Linked DNA regions of Homo sapiens: region 2 is linked to region 1. The links are chromatin loops, found by intact Hi-C in ENCODE. Cell type or tissue: natural killer cell. All regions are shown on one strand. Links, peaks and the distances in the headings refer to the core of each region. The heading gives the core; the rest is flanking DNA. Region 1 has its middle 37 kb from the start of FYB1. Region 2 overlaps FYB1 (FYN binding protein 1).

The links. Peaks named below come from ENCODE experiments on the same cell type or tissue, not always from the same donor. Only the 100,000 strongest peaks of a DNase experiment are listed, where the experiment ranks them.
Region 2: it touches region 1 in a loop (2.8-fold over the local background); 1 of 110 quality-filtered maps calls a loop at or near these places.

The regions. Positions count from the first base shown.
Region 1 is chr5:39,250,804-39,261,992 of GRCh38, forward strand. It overlaps a transcript of FYB1 not described here. Among named protein-coding and RNA genes, the nearest start is that of FYB1, 37 kb to the left of the region's middle. RefSeq lists an enhancer at 5,747-5,956. In natural killer cell, for the core only: no CTCF peak of the experiment used is centred there; a DNase peak (open chromatin) is centred at 5,868.
Region 2 is chr5:39,158,297-39,169,485 of GRCh38, forward strand. The region is part of intron 2 of FYB1 (FYN binding protein 1); the gene reads right to left. It also overlaps the pseudogene GOLGA5P1. Among named protein-coding and RNA genes, the nearest start is that of FYB1, 56 kb to the right of the region's middle. RefSeq lists an enhancer at 1-145. In natural killer cell, for the core only: no CTCF peak of the experiment used is centred there; DNase peaks (open chromatin) are centred at 5,925 and 6,695; H3K27ac peaks cover 1,170 bases.

The DNA of each region.
Region 1 (11,189 bases), core at 2,919-7,918:
AAACTTTCAAAATGATATGATATTCTGATTTCAGGATAAGGAAAAACAAAAATGGATGACGTCTTAAGCTGAGATTTTATGCAATAACCATTCTTCATACATACAAATGTTTTACCCTGAAGTCACCTTAATAAAGAAACCAAATATTAACATCTTTAAGATGGAATCATGTCATTTTTGAGTGTTTTATTTGGCAATTTAATGGTCAAAAGATGAAAGGATTTCAAATGATGATTTATAGCAACCTTTGAGGATGATTATATTAGGAGAATATTTTACATGTCTTGTGGGTGAATGTATCTCACTCAAACCTTGAGTGATTTGTTGTTTAAAGTTTTAAATTTTAGAACCTGGAAAAACGGAAAATAGAGGCCTGTGATCTGCAACAGTGTTTCTTGAGATAATAAGAAGTAGTGTTTAATCCTGAAGGAATTAATTTAGACCATGAAATTATGAGAATGATACATAGCCCAACACTTTATAAGTTAATATAAATACCCTATAGACCACACTAGGGGAAAATTAAATTGAATTACAACAATGGTAACAACAAAAATATAATAAGTAGCCCTTCATTGCCAGAGACCACTTAGCTCACTCAGTTAGAGGGGAATCATTTGAACTGGAACTGTATTTACTGTGGGATTGGCTGATGCTCCATATGGGCTGCTCTCTACTCCCTGGCCAGATCCTGCCTTGACCTTAAAGCCATCCTGAGAATAGGTAGGGCTACTTGAGTAGTTGGAAAAAATCTCTAAAGAGCAAAGTGTGAAAAGTAAGGTGCACCCTATACATAGGAATGCTAAGAAAGAAAGCTAGACCCTGTATACTAATCCTTTTTTTTTGAAACAGAAAAATACAATTAGAATCAGAGCTAGGATTTAAGAACTAAGTAAAATTATTATAAAGTTTACTTATTTATACATGGATAAGGACATCAGTAAATGTTGTGAAAATAGAAGCAATGAGGGAAGGAATGAGGGACACTAGTTCTATTGGGTAATATAATGTAAAGTAGTAATTTAAAAGGTATGATAAAGGTACAAAAATAAAATATAGGGCCGGGTGCAGCGGCTCACACCTGTAATCCCAGCACTTTGGGAGGCCGAGGCGGGTGGATCACGAGGTCAGGAGATCAAGACCATCCTGGCTAACACGGTGAAACCCCATCTCTACTAAAATATAAAAAAATTTAGCCTGGAGTGGTGGCGGGCGCCTGTAGTCCCAGCTACTCAGGTGGCTGAGGCAGGAGAATGGCGTGAACACGGGAGGCGGAGCTTGCAGTGAGCCAAGATCGCGCCACTGGACTCCAGCCTGAGCGACAGAGCGAGACTCCGTCTCAAAAAAGTAAATAAATAAATAAAAAATAAAAAAATAAAGAAATAAAATAAAATATAGATGGCTCAAAACAGAGTCATAATGTGTAATAATTCTAAAGATAACAAAAACAGGGCATGTGTTGCAATAATTAAAAGGATTATGAAGAGTGTGTAAGAATGTGAGCTAATGTTTATGAATTAAACTTAAGTGAAAAAATAATATGATAATTATGCAAAATGCATATACTTGTAGATAAAGACTGAATGGTCACATAATATAAGGGAAATAGCTATGGCTGTGGAATTTTTTAAAATTTTCTTTAATATATTTTTGATCACACACACAAACACACAAACAATCTGTTATGCAAGGAAGGAGAAATCAATTGGTATAAATTCTTCCCAATTCTTTTTAAAAAGGTCAAAGCATATGTCTTAAGAGAAGGGCTCACAGTATCATTAGCACAGTTAACTAACAATCTGGTACCAACCTAGTAACACACATACAGAGAGAGACATGCAAACTCATACTAAGTTTATGAAACAGCAAGTTCTCTTTGTATTCTACCGCTAGACTGGGTTGGTGCCTTTCTTTTTACCCTAGAGAACTAGGAGAGTGGAATAGTTTAGACATAGGTTCTAGGGCCAGACAGTCTAGGATTGGATCTTTCTGGCTGCTAATCACTTAACTTCTCTCCCCACTGGTTTCCAGATTCATGAAATGGAGTAAAAGTAGTACCTCATCCAGGGTTGCTGCAAGAATTCAATGATTTGACATTTTAAAAATACTTACAACTGTGTCTGGCATAGGGGAAGCACTTAGTAAAATGTTAGCAATTGTTATTCATATTATATTTCTTATTTCCTAAAATACAAAGTTTAAAAAGTGATTTGAACCTTGATATAGCTCAGGACAATGCTATGCTTACAAGGGGTAGACAGAAACAATCCGATTTTTTCTATTCCTAAAGAAAAGTACACGTTTTACTGCTCACATTATCTAGTCTATTAAGCTAATTCTTTGAGATTCACTGAGATGACATTGCAGTGGTAATAAATAAGATACTTCCATAAAATTAGGAAACCATGTTTAAAATTTACAATGCAAGAATGTGAACTGATGGAAACTCCTTGAAGTAGATATATTAAAGATAACTCTCAAATATAAGTGAGTACTTATTTTCACATTTTAAAGACCCAAAGCCTAGTTTTATTCCCATGAAATAAAAATGTCTATAAACACTGCCAAAAGCCATCTGGGGAGTCCAGAACCTCTCCTGCTCTTCAGAGACTGAACCTATGACTCATCATGAATCCTTGGGAAATGACAACAACAAAATCTTTTTTTTAAAAAAAATATTTTAGGTTCAGGGGTTCATATATAGGATTGTTACATAGGTAAATGTGTGTTGTAAGGCATAGGATTGTTACACAGGTAAATGTGTGTTGTAAGGTATAGGATTGTTACACAGGTAAATGTGTGTTGTAAGGTATAGGATTGTTACATAGGTAAATGTGTGTTGTAAGGTATAGGATTGTTACATAGGTAAATGTGTGTTGTAAGGCATAGGATTGTTACATAGGTAAATGTGTGTTGTAATGTATAGGATTGTTACATAGGTAAATGTGTGTTGTAAGGGTTTGTTGAACAGATTATTTCATCACCCAGGTGTAAGCCTAGTACCCAATATTTTTCCTGATCCTCTTCTTCCTTCCATCCTCCACCCTCTGATATGCCCCAGTGTGTGTTGTTGCCCTCTATGAGTCCATGTGTTCTTATCATTTAGCTTGCACTTATAAATGAGAACATGTGGTATTTGGTTTTCTGTTCCTGTGTTAATTTGCTAAGGATAATTGCCTCCAGTTCCATCCACGTCCCATCCATGAATGAGGACATGATCTCATTATTTTTTATGGCTCCGTAGTAGTTCTATGGTGTATATGTACCACGTTTTCTTTATCCAGCCTACCACTGATGGGCATTTAGGTGGATTCCATGTCTTTGCTATTGTGAATAGTTCTGCAAAGAACACACACGTGCATGTATCTTTATAATAGAACAATTTATATTCCTTTGGCTCTATACTCAGTAATGGGATTGCTGAGTTGAATGGTATTTCTGTCTTTAGGTCTTTGAGGAATCGCCATACTGTCTTCTACGATGGTTGAAGTAATTTACACTCCCATCAAAGGTGTATAAGCGTTCTTTTTTCTCCACAACCTAGCCAGCATCTGTTATTTTTTGACTTTTTAATAATAGCCATTCTGACTGGTGTGAGATGATATCTTACTGTGGTTTTGGACAATGACAAAATCTAAGCAAAAACAGCAGGAGCTGAATCTGGCTTATATTTTCTGAAATAAAATTCTATTTTACAATTACAATCTCAGTGTTTCCCTAAATTAGCATATATTGGTTGGCATGAATATCCTCATTTCTATCTAGAAGGAGGATTTTGTTTTAAACTGTGTAGTTACTTATTAAGTTAGAAGCATGGTTTTGCCTTAATCAGAACAGGTTTTTGTAAAATTGCAAGCCTTGTGGAAAACATATTGGCAACTTGAGGCATGCAAAATAATATGGTGGAATGCAAAATAATTGGGAAGAAAATGCATCTGAAAACTAAAGGTGCTTGATGAGAATTTCAAGGCATTGACAAGAGAAATGCTGAAGACAGGACACACCAAATCAAGAGGGATTAGTGCTGGAGAGAGTGCAAAGTGGAAGTTTTCATGAAAAAAGAAAGTTGGAACCAAACATTAAAGGAAGTGCCAGACCTGATCTGGCAGAGGGGAAAGTGAAGGAGAAGCAGCAAAAGCACAGCTGTAAAAGGCAGAAATGGAAAGGCCTTATACTTTGTGTAGGGATATGTCTAGAAAAATATTTATTGAAGTGTTAATAGTGGTTTTCTTTAGATAGTAAGATTTTTACCTTTTCTACATTTTCTTATATTTTCGGAACAATTTATCATCACATGCATCTCATTTTTACAAGAGGAGAAAATCATGGAGCTATTTACATTTGGGGGAAAAGGTTTATTGTGGATATTTCATTTGGTGGATAAATGGAGGTATAAACACATGGGTTAAGAATATAGAAAATGGAGTTCCATATTTCCCAGCTCTACTTGCCCAGTCTATGTGACATTTAAACTTTCCCTTCCACGCTTTTTAAAAAAATTTTAAGCATTTGCAAAAGTTGAAATTAAAGTTGGAAGTTAACACCAACGTACTGCCACCTACATTCTCTAATGGTTAGCATTTTGCATCCTTGCTTTATCACATCTCTCCATTTATCCATTCACCTGTTTTTTTTTTTTTGGATGAGTTTCAAAGTTGCAGACTTCAGTACCTTTTTTTATACCAAATTTTAACCACCCCTAAATTCCTTCCACACACGCACACTCAAGACTTGTCCATAACCTCCAAGCAGGATGTTATTCATTTAAATATGACCCCATTTTCCACACCTAGATACTGCTTCCAGTCCAAACATGTCCAAAATCAGCTGCCTACGCAGAGGACAAACTTTACCAAACCTTATCCTGACTCTTTCTACATACCCAGAACTGTATACTTTAAAGCCAAAGGGAAACTATCTGAACTGCATCACCAACTCCAATGTTTTCAGGAACAAAGTAGGTAACATAAAAAGCAGGCTTGTGGAAGATAAATCCAGTGGGTCTATTAATGAAGACCAATCCAGTCTCAGTGTGGAGGATGCAACAAGAAGAAAAGAGCTACTCAGAGAACTTGAGAAAACAGAATTTACTGTCAAGGTAAGGCTTCCACACTCAACCAGCTAGCTTCAAGGAGCCTTGAATTTTAATCAGTATCTCTCCTTTGTTTCCACTGATGATCTAGGTCACTTAAAGGTCCAAATGTATTAGAACAGTTAACATAGTAAGTGCTCCGTTAAATAGAATCTTTCTTTAATTACAAGTATTTATGGGGGCAGTATTTATAGCCATTCAGTTAAATACAGATCTTAGCAATGGAAAGGTAACACAGATATTACAAATGCAAAAATATGGTGTGTTTCTAGTTTGTGCAAATTACCTGCCCAAGAAGGCATTTTTTCCTCACCTATAGATTGACTACCTGTCTGCAATGAACCCAAAGGAGAAACCAGTATTCACAGTGATCAAAAGGGAGACCTAGCATCATTTCCCAGGAATGTGTTTGCAGCCCTCCCCACCTTTTTTTGGTGTATGTGGCTTACAAATTAAAAAGAAGGACTTACCGTGTGGAAGGGTAGAATAGTGAGAAAAATGAGAATATTGAAGAGTCAAGGAGTCTAGAATATTACGTACGGGTTTTCATGCCGAATTAGCCATCAAGACATGGTTATCCTGGCTGTTTTATGGGAATGCCCTACCTCTCTCCTTGCCCTGCTTATCAAATTAGCTCAGGGTGGCTAGGTTTTACAACCATCTGCAGTAGGCATGGTTGGTAGCTACAGGTGGACTTTGCTTAGAAATCGGAAGCTACGACGATTTCACCCTCACAGTCTTTTTTGTTGGTTTGCTTGATGATTAAGACATAGTTTGGAAATTCCCTGTCTTCCCCTTCTCTGCCTCCTAGATGACTAATTTGAGCAGTGTTTATTGCAGCTGTATTGTGTTGGGTGGCTATGTTCTGCTATTGAAAAAAGTCCACCCAGCCTGAAATGCTGTCTCATGTAGTTGTGGGTACATGTGATAAAATTAATTTCTCTCGGATGAATGTCCTCTTGTGATAAAGTGAATGTAACTACTTTTATTTCAAAGTTGCAATGAGTAAAAGTGATGGTAGTTCTTTTGGACTATGTCCATACCTTGAAAAGTCAAACATTTTCATGTAAGTTCAGCCTCCCAAACATCTGTGAAAGTGTTTTCACTGTTTTCACTAGATTTCACAGAAATAATTTCATCTAAATATCTGTTATAGATCAGATTCAGCAGATGTTAATTTCATCTCCATGTCTTTTCACTTCTGCCAGAACTTGCATAAGGGCTGAATTTATTGTTGGCTTATCAGTTTCTGTAGCTCAAATCTGAGTATAGAATATTCTGAACTCTGGTTTAAAATTCCATTAGCTAGTTTTAAAAGGCATATAGTAAAACTCTAAAATTTTTTATGAGAAAAGTTAATTTTTACCAATGTTTTTAAACAGCATATAACAGTTTTTGGGAAAAAGTAGGACTTATAAAGCAAAGGTCCTAATATGAAAAAAAGAGAAATACCCTTTAAATACTTTTTAAAAAGTCTCTCTTCCCAAGATACTTATTTTGACTTAGGTTCGTCTTGCAGAATTTTTTTTTTTTTTTGCATGTAGAACTTACAAAATCTTTTAGAAATATTTTGTGTAGATTTTGCTGTGTGACAGGCATTATGCTGAAGATATTCACACATAAACCCATGCAACTCTTAAAATAAACTTAACAAGTAGGTATAGTGACTTATCGCTTTTTACATATGGAGAAATTGAGGCACAGAGAAGGTAAATTGTAATGAGAAGAACTGAAATAGAAATCAAGGGAGTCAAGCTCCAGAAGAGATCACTTTAAACTTTGTTCACTAGAAGTTTACCAATTTTCGCTTAGAATTCCAAAACACCAGCATAAGTGATGATCAGAATGGGCTAAACAGTAAATGAATAACTAAAGCAGACTTTGACTGGATGTTTCAATCATTTGGAGACTAAAAAAAAAAAAAAGTACCTGAGCCACCAGGCCAGCCAAATCAAAATCTCTGGGCTTGGCACTCAAACAGCTGCATACTTTAAAATTCAACAGGCAGTTAAAATGGGCAGCCAGGTTGAGGACCACTGATCCAAAGCGTCTTTAGCTGTGTCTGGGTTTGGGAGATCTCAAACTTGAGCGTGCATCAGAATCACTGGGAAGGCTTTGTTAATACACAGGTGGCTGGGCCCCACCTCCTTTCTTATTTAGCAGGTATTGGGTGCGGCCCAAGAAGTTCTATTAAGTTCCCAGGTGATATTGATGTGCTGGTTTGGGAGCACACTTTGAGAACCACCGTCTTAATAGGTTGGAGTAGGGGTGAAGTGTGGTAATGGAGACCTGGAAGTAACTTGATTAATTCTCCTAGTGTCTCATCTACCCTGATGCTGAAACATTTCCTCTCCTTTGTTGATTTACTCAATACCATTAATCAGGGATGAAGGGGGAAAAGAGAAACGAAAGATATGAAGCTAGCCGGGCGTGGTGGCTCACACCTGTAATCTCAGCACTTTGGAAGGCTGAGGTAGGCAGATCACCTGAGGTCAGGAGTTTGAGACCAGCCTGGCCAACATGGTGAAACCCCATCTCTAATAAAAATACAAAAATTATGTGGGTGTGGTGGTGCATGTCTGTGATTCCAGCTACCTGGGAGGCTGAGGCAGGAGAATCACTTGAACCCAGGAGGCAGAGGTTGCAGTGAGCTGAGATCGTGCCACTGCATTCCAGCCTGGGTGACAGAGCAAGACCCTGTGTCAAAAACAAAACAAAACAACAATAAGAACAACAACAACAAAAACCCAGAAGATATGGAGCTAAAGGGAAATGCAGGAAAAGAGATGGAGGAGAGCAATCAACTTCTGGTTAGTAAATGAAAGCTTTTGGCTCTCTCACTGACTTAGCACATGTCAGTGATAGATTAAATATAAAATGAAAAAAAATGTAAAGATAGCAACACTTAAAAAGAAGATAAATCTTTCTGTTTTGGAAAGAGAACAGAGGCACAAGGCAATGAGTGAGACTGGAAGACTGAATAGGCGGCTGTTGGTTCAGGGTATGGAAGGGTTTGTTAATCTAGCTTTTATAGTGTAGGGTCACTCTGTGAAACCAAGGGCAGTAAGAGACATGCTTTTCCCTCCTCAGCAACATGAAAGGGGACTAAATCGTATGTTGCTGAGATTGTGTTGGTATAAACCAGTGATTCTCAACTGGGGGGTTGGGGATTTTGCCCCCTCACACCACCATGGGCCATTCTATCACATCTGAAAATGCTTTGAGTTGTCACATGGGAGGGTGTGGAGGTGCTACTGCTGTCTAGTTGGTAGAGACCAGAGATGCTACTAAACATCTAACAATGCACAAAAGTGCTGAAGTCCAACTGTATCTAGCTGGTAGAGACCAGAGATGCTGATAATCATTCTCCAATGCACAAAACTGCAGGAAACCCAGTTCCAGAACAAGAAACCCTGGACTAAGTACAGCACAGCACCAGGAGCTAGGCCAGTAGGCTGGTTGATTTAGTAACGAGTATGCGAAATGTCCAGAATTACTGTGGGCCTGAATCATCCAGATGTTCATGTAGATCTGGCTCTGGGCTGGAGGCCTCAGGAAGAAGTGGTACAGGTAAGTACAGCATGAGAGAATGTGGAGTGAAGGCAGGTAGAAAGAAAACTAACCAACCGATCAACAAAGCCTCCTTGAAATTTGTCTACAACATGAAATTCCATAACACAGGAAGAAAACTATTAATGACAAAGTGAACTCAACAAAATCATCCATGAAATATACAGTTATATCAATTAAATTAAAACAATAGAATAATCTGAAAAGGACTTTAAGAATTTAGGATTCATTAAGAAATAATAGAATACTATCCAAAACAGAATATAAGAATATTTAAAACAAAAACATGCACATATTAGGCAGGAACGTGGGGGATAAGAGAAACAATTCCAAAAATTGGAAATACAAACTTTATCATTAAAACAAAAACTCAAGAAATAGGATAAAATCTGCATTGGACACTCTAGATAGGGTGAGCAACTTTCCTGGTCTGTCTGGAATTGAAAGGTTTCTAGGACATGGGATGTTAGTGCTAAAACTGGGAGAGTGCTGGACACACTAGGACAGTTGGTGACTCAACACATACGAAAAAAAGTTGTGAATGGAAAGATGAAGCTGATAAATGGATTTAAGATTCATCAAAGAGAGACACAGAGATAAAAAGTTTGGAAGAGCAATTAAAATCATGGAGGATAGGTGATCAGAGACTAGCTTTAATAGGAGCTTTAGACAAAAAGCATAGGAAGGAGGAAATGATAGAGTAATGGCTTTGAAAAGATAATGGCTGAGAATTCTAAAGAATTGAAGAAAGTCATTAGGCTTTAGATCAGAGATTGGCAACTATAGCTTGTTGGGTAAATCCAGACTGACATCCATTTTTATAAATAAAGTTTTATTGGAGCACAGCCACACCCATTTATTATGCATTGTCTATGGCTACTTTCTTGTTACAACAGTAGAGTTCAATAGCTGTGACAGATGTGAGAGGGCCTGCAAAGCCTAAAACATTGACTACTGGTCTCTTTAGATAAAATATTCTTAGCCTCCTGTTTTAAATTGATACTAGGAGTACCAAGCAGGATAAGTAAAAATAAATTCACGTCTCTGTGAAGCATAGTAAAAGCTCAGAACATAAAGATTTTAAAGGAGGTGACAATTTTAAATACAAGGAATGACAATTAGATTTGAAAGCACACTTCCACTGGCAACAAAGGAAGTGAGAAGCCAATCAAGTAAGTCTGTAAAGTGGTGAGGAAAAGTAACTATATATTTAGAATATTTATAGTCAGCTCAACTATCATTTAAGAGTGATGTCAAAATGAAGTTCTCAGTCATTTGAAGACCTATACTGTATACATCGTAGTGTATAATATTCCTATTCTTCCAAATTGTTGATGTTCTTTGACATGACCCTGAATGCGTGGGGATTATACATCCTCATAAATTCTGCCCTGTTTAACTGAGATATGTCCATATGACTTACTTTGGCCAATTAAGTGTAAATGACAGTGATGTTCATTTCCTCCAAGCAGAAGTTTTAAGAACCAGAAATAGGGTTGAAGGATTGTATTAAATGGGCAATTACCCTGTATTAAGATCCTGGTTGTGTTTGTGTAATAATAGTAGAAATATTGAATAATCTTAGAGATTGTTAGACAGCAATCACAGGAACAGAAAACCAAACACTGCATGTTCTCACACATGAGTGGGAGTTGAACAATGAGAACATATGGACACAGGGAGGGGAACAACACACACCAGGGCCTGTTGGGGGATGGGGAGCGAGGGGAGGGAACATAGAGGATGGGTCAATAGGTGCAGCAAACCACCATGGCACACATGTACCTATGTGACAAACCTGCACGTTCTGCACATGTATCTCCGAACTTAAAGTAGAATTAAAAAAAAAAAAAAGAACGTGTGTAGATTAAGACACACACACACACACACACACACACACACACACAAAGAAATTGTTAGACAGCAGGCAAGAGTTATGTGTACCCGTGCAAGAAGATATATGAATCCAGAGCAAAAGAGCATAATTAAGAAACAATGAGGCTGGGTGCAGTGGCTCACGCCTGTACTCCCAGCACTTTGGGAGGCCAAGGCAGGTGGATCACTTGAGGTCAGGAGTTCAAGACCAACCTGGCTAACGTGGTGAAACCCCATTTCTACTAAAAGGACAAAGATTAGCCAAGTGTGGTGGTGCGTGCCTGTAATCCCAGCTACTAGGGAGGCTGAGGTAGGAGAGCCACTTGAACCCAGGAGGCGGAGATTGCAGTGAGCAGAGATCGTGCTACTGCCCTCCAGCCTGGGCAACAAGGCGAGACTCTGTCTCAAAAAAAAGAAAAGAAAAGAAAAGAAATAATGATGAACATGGAATTTTATGAACTATATTGATCAGTGTAACAGAGTTGGAAGCCCAGAAGCAGAGTCCCACAAAGATGGGAAATGAATATGTGGCAGAGGAGGCATTAGAAAGTGATGGGGGAAAAGAACAAGCTAACGTAAATAATACTGCAACCAGTGGTTATCCATATCAGCTAATATTAGATGCCTGCCTTGCATCACAAATATAAATGGT
Region 2 (11,189 bases), core at 3,909-8,908, 92 kb before region 1:
ATTTTATCATGAGGAAATGACCAGGAGAGACTTTCCATGAGTCAGTGGGTGCTCAGTGGTTATCTGGCCCTGCCTTGAAGAATTGTTCCAGGTTCACTGAAATGCAGGCTACCCAAAATGGTGAGATTTTGTCAGGATCTAAATCTCTATAAACAGAAAAGTGGATTTGAGGGCAATGGAAGATGGAGCAGGGACAGAAGAGGTGGAAATGAATAGAGAGGACCCAACGAGGGTGGTGGTATACTCATGGGAAATGGAAATTGTATTACTTCACAAACTTTGCATTTTATGTATTTCTGTTGGTCAAAAATGCTGGTTCTGGATACTTTTACAACATTCTGGTAACAAAGATCTATGAAGACTTAGGATATCTACCTTGTAGATTCTAATGTTTGTGACTTTTGACTAAGAAGGTACCTAAAGTCTTCATGTCCCGAGGGGCATAAGGAACATGTGGAGATCTGGTTCTCAATTTCATTTTTAAATCCATGGATTCCTTAACAACACCAAAGACGTTATACCATATTGCTGCTCCCAATTGCCACAAAACCCTGACCCTAGACTTGGCATTTCTAATTCTGTTTTTCTTGGGGTATCTTAGACCAGGCATTAGAAAACTTTGATTTTATCTCCAGCTCTATCACCAAAGAGCTATTTGTCTTTGGCAAATCACTTAATCTCCATGTGATTTAGTTTCTCCATCTGTCAAATGGGAGTAATCGAGCCCTAACTACCTCAAAGGGTTTAAGGATGAAATAAGCTAATACATGTGAAAGCATCTTAAAAAGTCTGAAGCATTGCATAAACATAAAAGATGGTCACACAAGGCTGAGGGGTGCCACATATAAAATCATTTCTGTTACTTTAACTTAAGAAATTTGGAAATTATTTAATTTCATCATCTATTTGTTTGAGAATTATTAAGCATTTGTCTCAGATTTTAGCCGTGGGCTGGCAACTCGGCATATAGACTTTTATTTTCTCTGGGCCAGTATAGGTACATAGCATTTCCCATTCAAACAAGAAGAAAAGCTCTAGCAACTACATGGCGCTGCCAGAGTCTGTATTGGTGAACTCTGCACTAAGTAGTTTGTAAAACTATTTGAGTGGACACTTAATGGAATCTCTTATGGTTGCATGGCCACATACAGTCATTTGCATCTAAAGTAAACACAGAATTTCTCAGGACTGAGTCTCACTGAGATCTTACCACATTTACCATAAAGGTTGTTTGTAATCCCCTTCATTCCCAGACCCTACCCTTGCCTTCCTCACGTACTACAGATGACCTTACCTCTTATTTTACTAAGAACATGGAGAATGCCCCATCTGACTATCTCCACTTGCCCTGCATTCTAACTGAAAATCTCCTGATATCTTGCTCTCCCGTTTTTCTATTGCTCCAGATTCTCTGGAAAGATGGCATTCCTCCTTGCACATTCTAACAATGGCATTTTAGTTCCCATCAGTGCCTGCTTCCTTGTACAGCCCACTCCCTTTATTATTAACTCCTTCATTGCATCAAGCAAGAAACATTCACTAAGCACTTACCATGTGCTCTGAACTGTGCGTTTCATCTTTTCAATGCACTTTCCATCTTAAACATGGTCTGATATCTTCAACTCTATAGAAGAACAACAGTATCCTTTTTTAACCTCTTCCCCCACCCTAGATACCAGCTGATTTTGTTCCTCTTCTTCATGGCCAAACTTCTTGGAAAAAACCCCTACATTTGCTACTTCTATATCTTAAATGTGTTTGGATGGCCTCATGGAGAAGTAAAGAATGAAAGGCTTAGGTTTAAATTCAGATTCAACCACTTTTATATCAACCTTCCAGTTTTTATTACTCAATATGAAGACTTGGTTAAGTTGCTTGACATCTCCAAGTCTTCATTTTCTCATCTGCGAAATGGTCACATACATGCACTCTGCAGAAGCATCTGACACATGGTATGGTAGTTCTTAATAAATGGTCCTATTCTTCTTAGCTACTAATTGATCTGGCTGTCCCATTCATACACTACAGTCTACTCCCCTCAATTGCAAAGAAAACAATAAACAAACAGAAACCACTTTTTCCTCAAATTAGTCATGTCTAATCCTAGATTTGTTCGAGAATCTTAGAATAGTCTAAGAATGAAGAAGTTTAAATCCCTAGATCTACCCCAGTAGGCACCAAAACAACCAAATACTACTTCCAGATTCTTCACTCCAAAACACACCAGAAACAATTTTCAACATGAGGATTTGAAAGACTGGCAGAAAGAATGTTTGTGCTGAAGTTATTGAGGCCAGGGCTTGACTACTAATCCCACCCAGTATTAGCTGTAAGGCACTGGGTAATTTATTTTGCTTCTCTGGGTTTTAGATTCTATGCCTATTAAAATGGGACTACTGACTCTTAACTTGCAGGGCTGCTATAAGAATTCAAAATATGTCTATCTGCCAAGCACACAGTAGGTATTCAGTGCTACTTATGAATTACTCTAGGAACTAAGACAGTTGTGTTCTGTATGGGATAGGCGCTTTAAAGATCGATAGGACATGTTTATTTCCATCTGTGCAGAGAGATTGGGATCATCATACTTCAGTAACTTTTATTAGAAGTTTTCTAAACTGCCACCTGTGCTCGAAATGACATGCTAATTGCCACACATCTGACCATTCTGTTAAAAGCAAGATTTAAAAAAACTGCCTGCCCTTTTGAAGTGTGGTGTGGCTGTCCTGTGATTCCCTGGTGTTATCACCTAGCTCAGAGAGCTCTCTGTTTGTACGCAGAGCACTGGTATGTGTTTTCTCACACCATTTTTATTTTATTTAAAATTACCATAAATTACTTTCTCATTTATTTATTCATTTTCTTCCTAGCTAAACAGTGAGCTTCTGAGGTGGGTCTCCACTGTCAACACCTGCGTATGCCCTATGACACTGCATGTATCACACATTTAATGTTTCACTGATTGATTTTCTTTTTCTTTTGTCCTTTTTCCATTTAGAAAACAAAAATAATTTAAAAAAGCAAACTGTAAAATAAATATCTGCACAGTAAAACATTTAAGAAAATATAGGAGGGAATGCTGAAAAGAAAAACCCCTGTTCTAGACCCCCATAGTCTAGTTACAAGCCTCAAAGACAACAGTTGTTACTAGTTTCTTAGGTATATTTCAAGAAATATATTCTATGTATTTTTTTACAGAAATGGAACCATGGTATATACATTATTCTGTACTTTGCTTTCTTAACTTAATTTTAAAAAGATGTTATATATTGGCACAAAAAGAGCAATCTGGTTTTTTTTTTTTTAAATGACAGTGGAGTTCTCCATTGCATGGATTTACCTTATTTTATGTGACCAGTCTCATTATTTCTGGTCACTTAGGTTATAAAAATAACCACTGAAGTATAAGTCACATAAATAAACTGGTTTAAAATATACAACTCCATGGTATTAATATATTTACAGTTGTGCAACCAGTACTATAATCTAATTTTAGAATATACACATCACCTCAAAAATAAACCCCTGTACTTACTGGCAGTCACTCCCCATCCCTATCCCCAAACCTTGCTGCCATAGGCAGCCAATAATCTATTTTTGGTTTCTTACAGATTGGCTTATTCCAGATATTTCATGTCAACAGAATCATACAATATGTGGTTGTTTGTGACTAGTTTCTTTCACTTAGTTGTTTTTGCAGTTCAATTATATTGTAGCAGATATTAATATTACTATCTTATGGCTGAATCATATTTCATCATATGTCACATTTATTTATCCATTCATCAGTTGATGAACATTTAAGTTGTTTCTATCTTCTGCCTGTTATACAGAATGCTGCTATGAACGTTAATGTATGTCTTCGTGTGGACCTATGTTTTCATTTCTCCTGGGTAAATACCAAGAGTAGAATTGCTAGGTAACTCCATATTCAACCTTCTGAGGAACTCTGGATTGTTGCTTATTTTATGCTATTTTAGACAATTACAATTATAAAATTTTTCTTGTATGTATGTCTTTGACTGCAAGCATAAATGTACCTGTAGGATAAATTCCTAGAAAGTGAAATCGGTAGGTCAAAAGAACTGAGCATTAAAATATTTTGGTAGGCTGGGTGCTGTGGCTCACACCTGTAATCCCAGCACTTTGGGAGGCCGAGGTGGGCAGATCATGAGGTCAAGAGATCCAGACCATCCTGGCCAACATGGTGAAACCCCGTCTCTACTAAAAATACAAAAATTAGCCAGGCGTGGTGGCGCTTGTCTGTAGTCCCAGCTACTCGGGAGGCTGAGGCAGGAGAATCGCTTGAACCAGGGAGGCGGAGGTTGCAGTGAGCCGAGATGGTGCCACTGCACTCCAGCCTGGGCAACAGAGACGCCATCTCAAAAAAAAAAAGTTTTGGTAAGTAATGCCGTTTAGTGATTTTTTTTTTTTTAAACAAGTGGGAGAATACCTGTTTTACCATAACTTCACTGGCATGTATATTATCACACATTTTTGGTCTTAATAATCCTGATAGGTAAAACATAAATGCTATATCAATTGGATTTTCATATTTATAAGTGAGACTGAGCATTCTTTCATATGTTTATAAGACATTTTATTTGTGTGAGTATGTCTTCTTTATAAAGAATATTAGAAGTACAGCATCCTATTTAATTAAATAGCTGGAAAAATGAACATTCTCTTTTATGATTGGTATTTGATATAATACAGAGTTTCATATACAATACAAACATATTAGTAGATATTGTTATGTAGGTAAAAGTATCATTAAAAATTTTCAATCCTCGGCAGCCTTCAAGTCTAAGGACTTGAAACGCCTGGGTCACAGACTTAGAAAATCTAGTTTTACGGAATTTTTCCTTGCCCTAATTCAAAGCCATCTGCTCTTATCTTCAAAGGATTTGTAAACCATTGTGAATGGGAAATTTTGAAAACCAATTTAGTTGAAAACAAAGCACTGTAATTATATTAGTATGAAATCTTTTGCTTTGAATGCAAACTGCCAAGAAAATGTTAGGCAGCTTAGAACAGTCCAACAAAGTGGAAAGAAAAGTAATACTGAAACATCAATGTTTACATAGATAATCAAAGCTGAAATTAGAATGGAGGTGAAGAGGTAGAGATCAAAACAAATCTAATGATCAATGAGAGGAAAATAAGTACAGAAAGGCTTTGATCACTGTCATAAACTCTTCCAACTCAGATCTAACTTTAACATTCAATGTCTCTGAATAATTTTTTCAACAGTTAAAAATTCACCTCCCCAATAACTTTGTTGGTTATTCAATTATATGTAATCATGAAAGGTAAATTGTTTTTATAAATGAGTTTATTCATTTTCCAGTCATAAAATAATATGAAATTCAAATTAGGCGGTAATTAGACAGGATATTGCTGACTTTTGGATCTTTTTTTGGAAGGTTAAGTGTGACTTTAAGAAGGAAAAATGTCAGCATATAAGAAAAGTTCTTTGTCAGATGCTCATAGATTACAGGGTGTCTCTTCCCTCCTCTAAGATACAACATATTTGGGCATAAGGCAATAACTGAATATTCTTCAAATATGAAAAGTTATTTTAAAAGTGTACTAATAACTTCTATAGGAGCAAAGAAAGCACTAGAAATCAAGTTTTAGAAACATCCTCAGATGAACACTTTCAATTTTTGAGGGAATAGTGAATGTTTTGGCTAAATCAACAGTAGAAATCCTTTGAGAACACTTTTAGGATAAAATCAATATAAGCCAGTAATATAACATCTATAAGCAGAGAAGGAATAAACCTTGATGTGCAGAGGCAATAGCACATCCTCAGGGAGAGAGAGGGGCAAACAGAGGAGAAATAAAGCATGTGCTCCAAATTCAGCTGTCTGTGGGTGCCAGGCAGGAGCATGCCTGTGTGCACTGAGCTGGGAGCACGTGACCATGGTGAACAGGAAACTAATGCCCTGTCTCAGTGGGTGGCCACTGTGGGGCTCCAGCCCACTGTAAATATGTGAAGAAAAAGACTAGATTTTTCTATAAAATCCTCTACTTTTTGAATGTTGGCAACTATTAAAACAAAAGAAATCAATCAAACAAAAAACTCTGCACACCCAACACAGCACATTTTTGGGCTACGTTCTTTTTTTGTTGTTGTTGTTGAGATGGAGTTTTGCCCTGTTGCCCAGGTTGGAGTGCAGTGATGTGATCTCAGCTGACTGCAACATCCACTTCCCAGGTTCAAGCGATTCTTCTGCCTCAGCCTCCTGAGTAGCTGGGATTATAGGTAACCACCACCACACCTGGCTAATTGTGTATTTTTAGTAGAGACAGGATTTCACCAGGCTGGTCTCGAACTCCTGACCTCACGTGAACTACCTGCTTCAGTCTCCCAAAGTGCTGGGATTACAGGTGTGAGCCACCATGACTGGCCTGTGCTACATTAATTTATGACATACACCCTTTTTAAGTAAAGAAAGAGAAAGCCTCGCAAAGAAATTTTAATAAAGGAAATTGCCTGACCAGTGTGGTTCATCCAGGAAGCAAGCTTTTCCTTGCTAAAACTATGAAGTTTTGAAAGGGACAAATTAGACCATTAGACCAGGCAAAGAATTGTAATGCACTGGAGAAAGAACTAGAATTGCCAACAAAGAAGGCAGAGCTTCCCTGTAGTGCCTGGACAGAGCAAGTGTTCTTAGCGTGACTCAAAGGGAGATAAAGTGACTATGACTCAGTAAACCTGTAAGAAGCACAACTACATATACAGACATGTGACAAGAGAAGGTACTCAGTTAAGTTAAATATTTGCTACTTTTGCTATGGCAATGACTATTGTTGCCATTGCTTACAAAAAATAATCATAAAATTCATATGGAAGCAAAAAGAGCCCTGAGTAGACAAAGCAATCCTAAACAAAAAGAACAAAGCTGGAGCCATCACATTACCTGTCTTCAAATTATACGACAAGGCTATAGCAACCAAAACGGCATGGCACTGGTATAAAAATAGACACATAGGTCAATGGAATGGAATAGAGAGCCCAGAAAGAAAGCCACATACCCACAGCCAACTGATCTTTGACAAAGTCGACAAAAATGTACACTGGGGAAATGATACTCTATTCAATAAATGGTGCTGGGAAAATTTGACTGCCATATGCATAAGAATGAAACTGGGCTCCTATCTCTCACCATACACAAGAAATTAATGCAAGATGGAGTAAAGATTTAAATGTAAGATCTGAAGCTATAAAAATACTAAAAGAAAACCTAGGAAAAACTTATGGTCATTAGCCTAGGCAAAAATTCATGGCTAAGACTTCAAAAGCAAATACAACAAAACCAAAAATAGACAAATGGGATTTAACTAAACTAGAAAGCTTCTGTCAGTAAAAGAAATAATCAACTGAATAAGCAGACAATCTGCAGATTGGGAGAAAACATTTGCAAGCTATGCATCCAACAAAGGACTCATATCCAGAATCTACAATCAACTCACAACCCCCAAAATAATTTCATTAAAAAGTGGGCAAAGGACATTGAACAGATATTTTTCAAAAGAAGACACACATGTGGCCAACAAGAATATGAAAAAGTGCTCCACATCACTAATCACCAGAGAATTGCAAATTAAAACCGCAATGAGATATCATCGTACAGCAGTCAGGATGGCTATTATTAAAAAATAAAATAATAAGAGATGTGGGCAAGGATGTCGAGTAAAGGGAATGCTTATACACCGTTGGTGGGAATGTATATAAATTAGTACAGCTTCTAGAGAAAACAGTATGGAAATTTCTCAAACAACTAAAAATGGAATTACTGTAAGATTCAGCAATCCTACTACTGGATATTCAACCAAAAGAAAAGAAATCGGCCAGGAGCAGTGGCTCATGCCTCTAATCCCAGCACTTTGGGAGGCTGAGGCAAGCAGATCACCTGAGGTCAGGAGTTCAAGACCAGCCTGACCAACATGGTGAAACCCCTTCTGTCCTAAAAATACAAAATTATCCGGGCCTGGTGGCAGGTGCCTGTAATCTCAGCTACTCGGGAGGCTGAGGCAGGAGAATAGCTTGAACCCAGGAGGTGGAGGTTGTGGTGAGCCAAGATTGTGCCGTTGTACTCCAGTCTGGGCAACAAGGTGAAACTCCGTCTCATAAAAAAAAAAAAAAAGAAATAAAGATATCATTTTACCAAAAAGACACCTGCACTTGTATGTTTATCACAGTACTATTCACAATAGCAAAGTCATAGAATCAACCTAAGTGTCCATCAATGGATGAAACTTATAAAATGGATGACACTGATAAAGAAAATGTGGTATACGTGGAATACTACTCAGCCATAAAAAAATAAAATTATGTCTTCTGCAGTAACATGGATGGAGGTAGAGGACATTATCTTAAATGAAATAATTGAGAAACAGAAAGTCAAAAAGCACCTGTTCTCACTTGTAAGTGGGAGTTAAATTAAATATAGACGCGGACATAGAGTGTGAAATAATAGACCCTGGAGACTGGGAAGGGTGGGAGGGTTGGCAAGAGTGAGGGATTGGAAATTAATTAATGGGTACAATGTACACTATTCTGGTGATGGTTATAATAAAAGCCCAGACTTCATTACTACACACGGTATCCATGAAAAAAAACCCCTGCACTTTATCCCTTAAATTTATATAAATAAAAAAAGAAAGGAGGGACCCTGAGTCAAAATATAGCACATAAACATAAGATGATAAATCAGGTTTTAGAGGAGAGAAAGATATATAAAGTTGGTGCAAAGGTAATTGCGGTTTTTGCCATTACTTTTGGTAAAAGCTGCAATTAACTTTGCACCAACCTAAAAGAAGAAAAGACACAGAAGGAAAAAAATATAAAAGCCACAAAGAAGTAGTGGGGCACAGTGGAGAGAGCGAGCGTTTTGAAATGAGATGATGCGGGGATCAAGCTTCTACTAGAGGTGTGATCTTGGGTAGTTCTCTCTCTCTCTCTGTCTCTCTCTCTCTCTCCCTTGTTTTTGTTTTTGTTTTAAGTTATTTTTTATTACACAAATAATACATGACTCATTTCTGGAAGAAGCTTTACAACACAGATAAAGTAGAGTTTCAGATGACCTCTCACTCCTCCTTGCCCTCTCTTTCCCAGAAACTACCATTGTTTATCTTTGCAGAACTTTTTCTAAGTGTTTACTGACCTTTGTATGTATGCACAGGAATATCTGATTAAAAACCTAAATTGCTCTGCATGCTGAATATTGTGCTGCCTATTCTGGGCCTATCTTGTTCTTTGTAAATGTTCCAGAGTATTCTGTGTTAGGGATAGTCCAGGTTTGTTCAGTCTTCCCCCTTGACTAAAAACAATGTAATGTTAAGCATCTACTTGTGCTTTTCTGTGTAACTGCAGGGCAGTGGTGGGGGGAAGTGTTCTAGGACAGAGATCTAAAAGTAGAATTGCTGAGATGAAAGATTTGCATATTTTATTTTCCTGTAGGATCTGCCAATTGTCCTCCAGTGAGGCTTCAGCAATGTGCCTCAATGAAGTCTTGTCTCCTCATACCCTCTCCGTCACTGGACGTTTGTAATCACTTTTTAATTTCATTAGCACAATCACTTAATCCTCCAGGGCATCAGCTTACTCTGTAAAAAGGCAAAAATTCTACTCCACAATAAAGTTATGACAATTATATTATTTAACAACAGTGCCCATCACAAACTCACAAAAGACACTTTATAAATGTTAATTCTCTTCCCTTATTATGGATATTTTAGTGAAAAAAAATTAGTCAAACTAGATGTGTCTCTGTGTAACTTTCTTACGGTGCTAATAAACCTTTGCAATTGGTAGCATGTGTTTAACTGCTGAGTAAGCCTATTTTTTTCAAAAACTTTTAGCCCACATTCATATTCCATTTTTAATTAAAGTGCCGTAATCAGGAATATTTCTCTTGAGTTTAGCATTGCTATATTATCATGTCATGTATTATAACTCAGTTTTCCCACTACATTTCTTCTTTCAATTACTGTAAAACCTTTGTTTCTGTAGTTCATCATGACAATGTTTGGCCTGCACTTGTTAGCCTGAGACAAGTAAAGGTGTATTTTAATGACAATTAATGAAAAAGTTATTCTTCCATTAACTTTTTTTTAGACTTTCACTGAATGAAAACATAATGTAAAAAATTGTGTAAGAAATTTGTGGATTTCTGAGAATGTCCAAAGACCTTGGGTTGATCTATACTGCCCTAATTGCCACAGTTAGGTTATCAATTGCATGTAAAGATACCTCCACCTTATTTATCTAATCTGTATACTTTGCTTAATAATTCTAACTATAATATCAAACAATGCCAGGTTTTACAGCTTCTAAGTCTAATTCTTAAATCTTGTCACTATATTATAAAAATTAAGTTAAAAACCGTAGTCACATTTACTGTTGTGCATATAATCGTGTATAAAGTCCAAACATAATAGTCAATTGGTGAAATGAACACATAATTAATGAATATGTAATAATCATTCATATTAATTCCTTTTTTCTTTTTTTAATCAAAATAGGAAACTTTTTATTTTTGTCACTAAATACAATTAGTTTCCCTGATTGTAACCCATTATCAATGTCACCTAACATATAGATGGTCTGTACAGAGGTGAACACCACCAGCATCTTTCTCTACATGTATATTAGGACCACTGAACTCAGAAAAAGCAGAGTTGAGCTTGTTAAATTATTGTCTCTTTTAGAAACTCTTACCATTTAAAGGAAATAGGAAGATTTAGGTAGCAGAATACTTGCATAATAACTTAAAAAGTTAAAAGCTTGTAGTGATAAAATAATCTTGTGCACATTCTCAGAAATTTTAGGCAATTGGCCTTCTTGCAGATCCCAAGTTTAGAAAAAGACAACTAATCATTGCAACATCTGGGCTCAGTTCATTTGCCATATGGTTGGTCGTGGTGCATTTCTGGTGTATAAGTCAACAGAACAATCATGACCCAGAGGTGAAGCCAAGCCATATATATAATCACAAAAACTCATGCTATGGGGTATCTTTGGAGAAAAATTCCCAGACGAATACTAAACCGGTCAATTGAACTAGCTTTGTGAATTTTTCCGTACATTCCTGCCAGATTAGTTTCTGTGCCATTAAAAAGAACAGGAACATTTCACAGAAGAGTGCCTTCACCATTGACAATTTCAGACATATTAA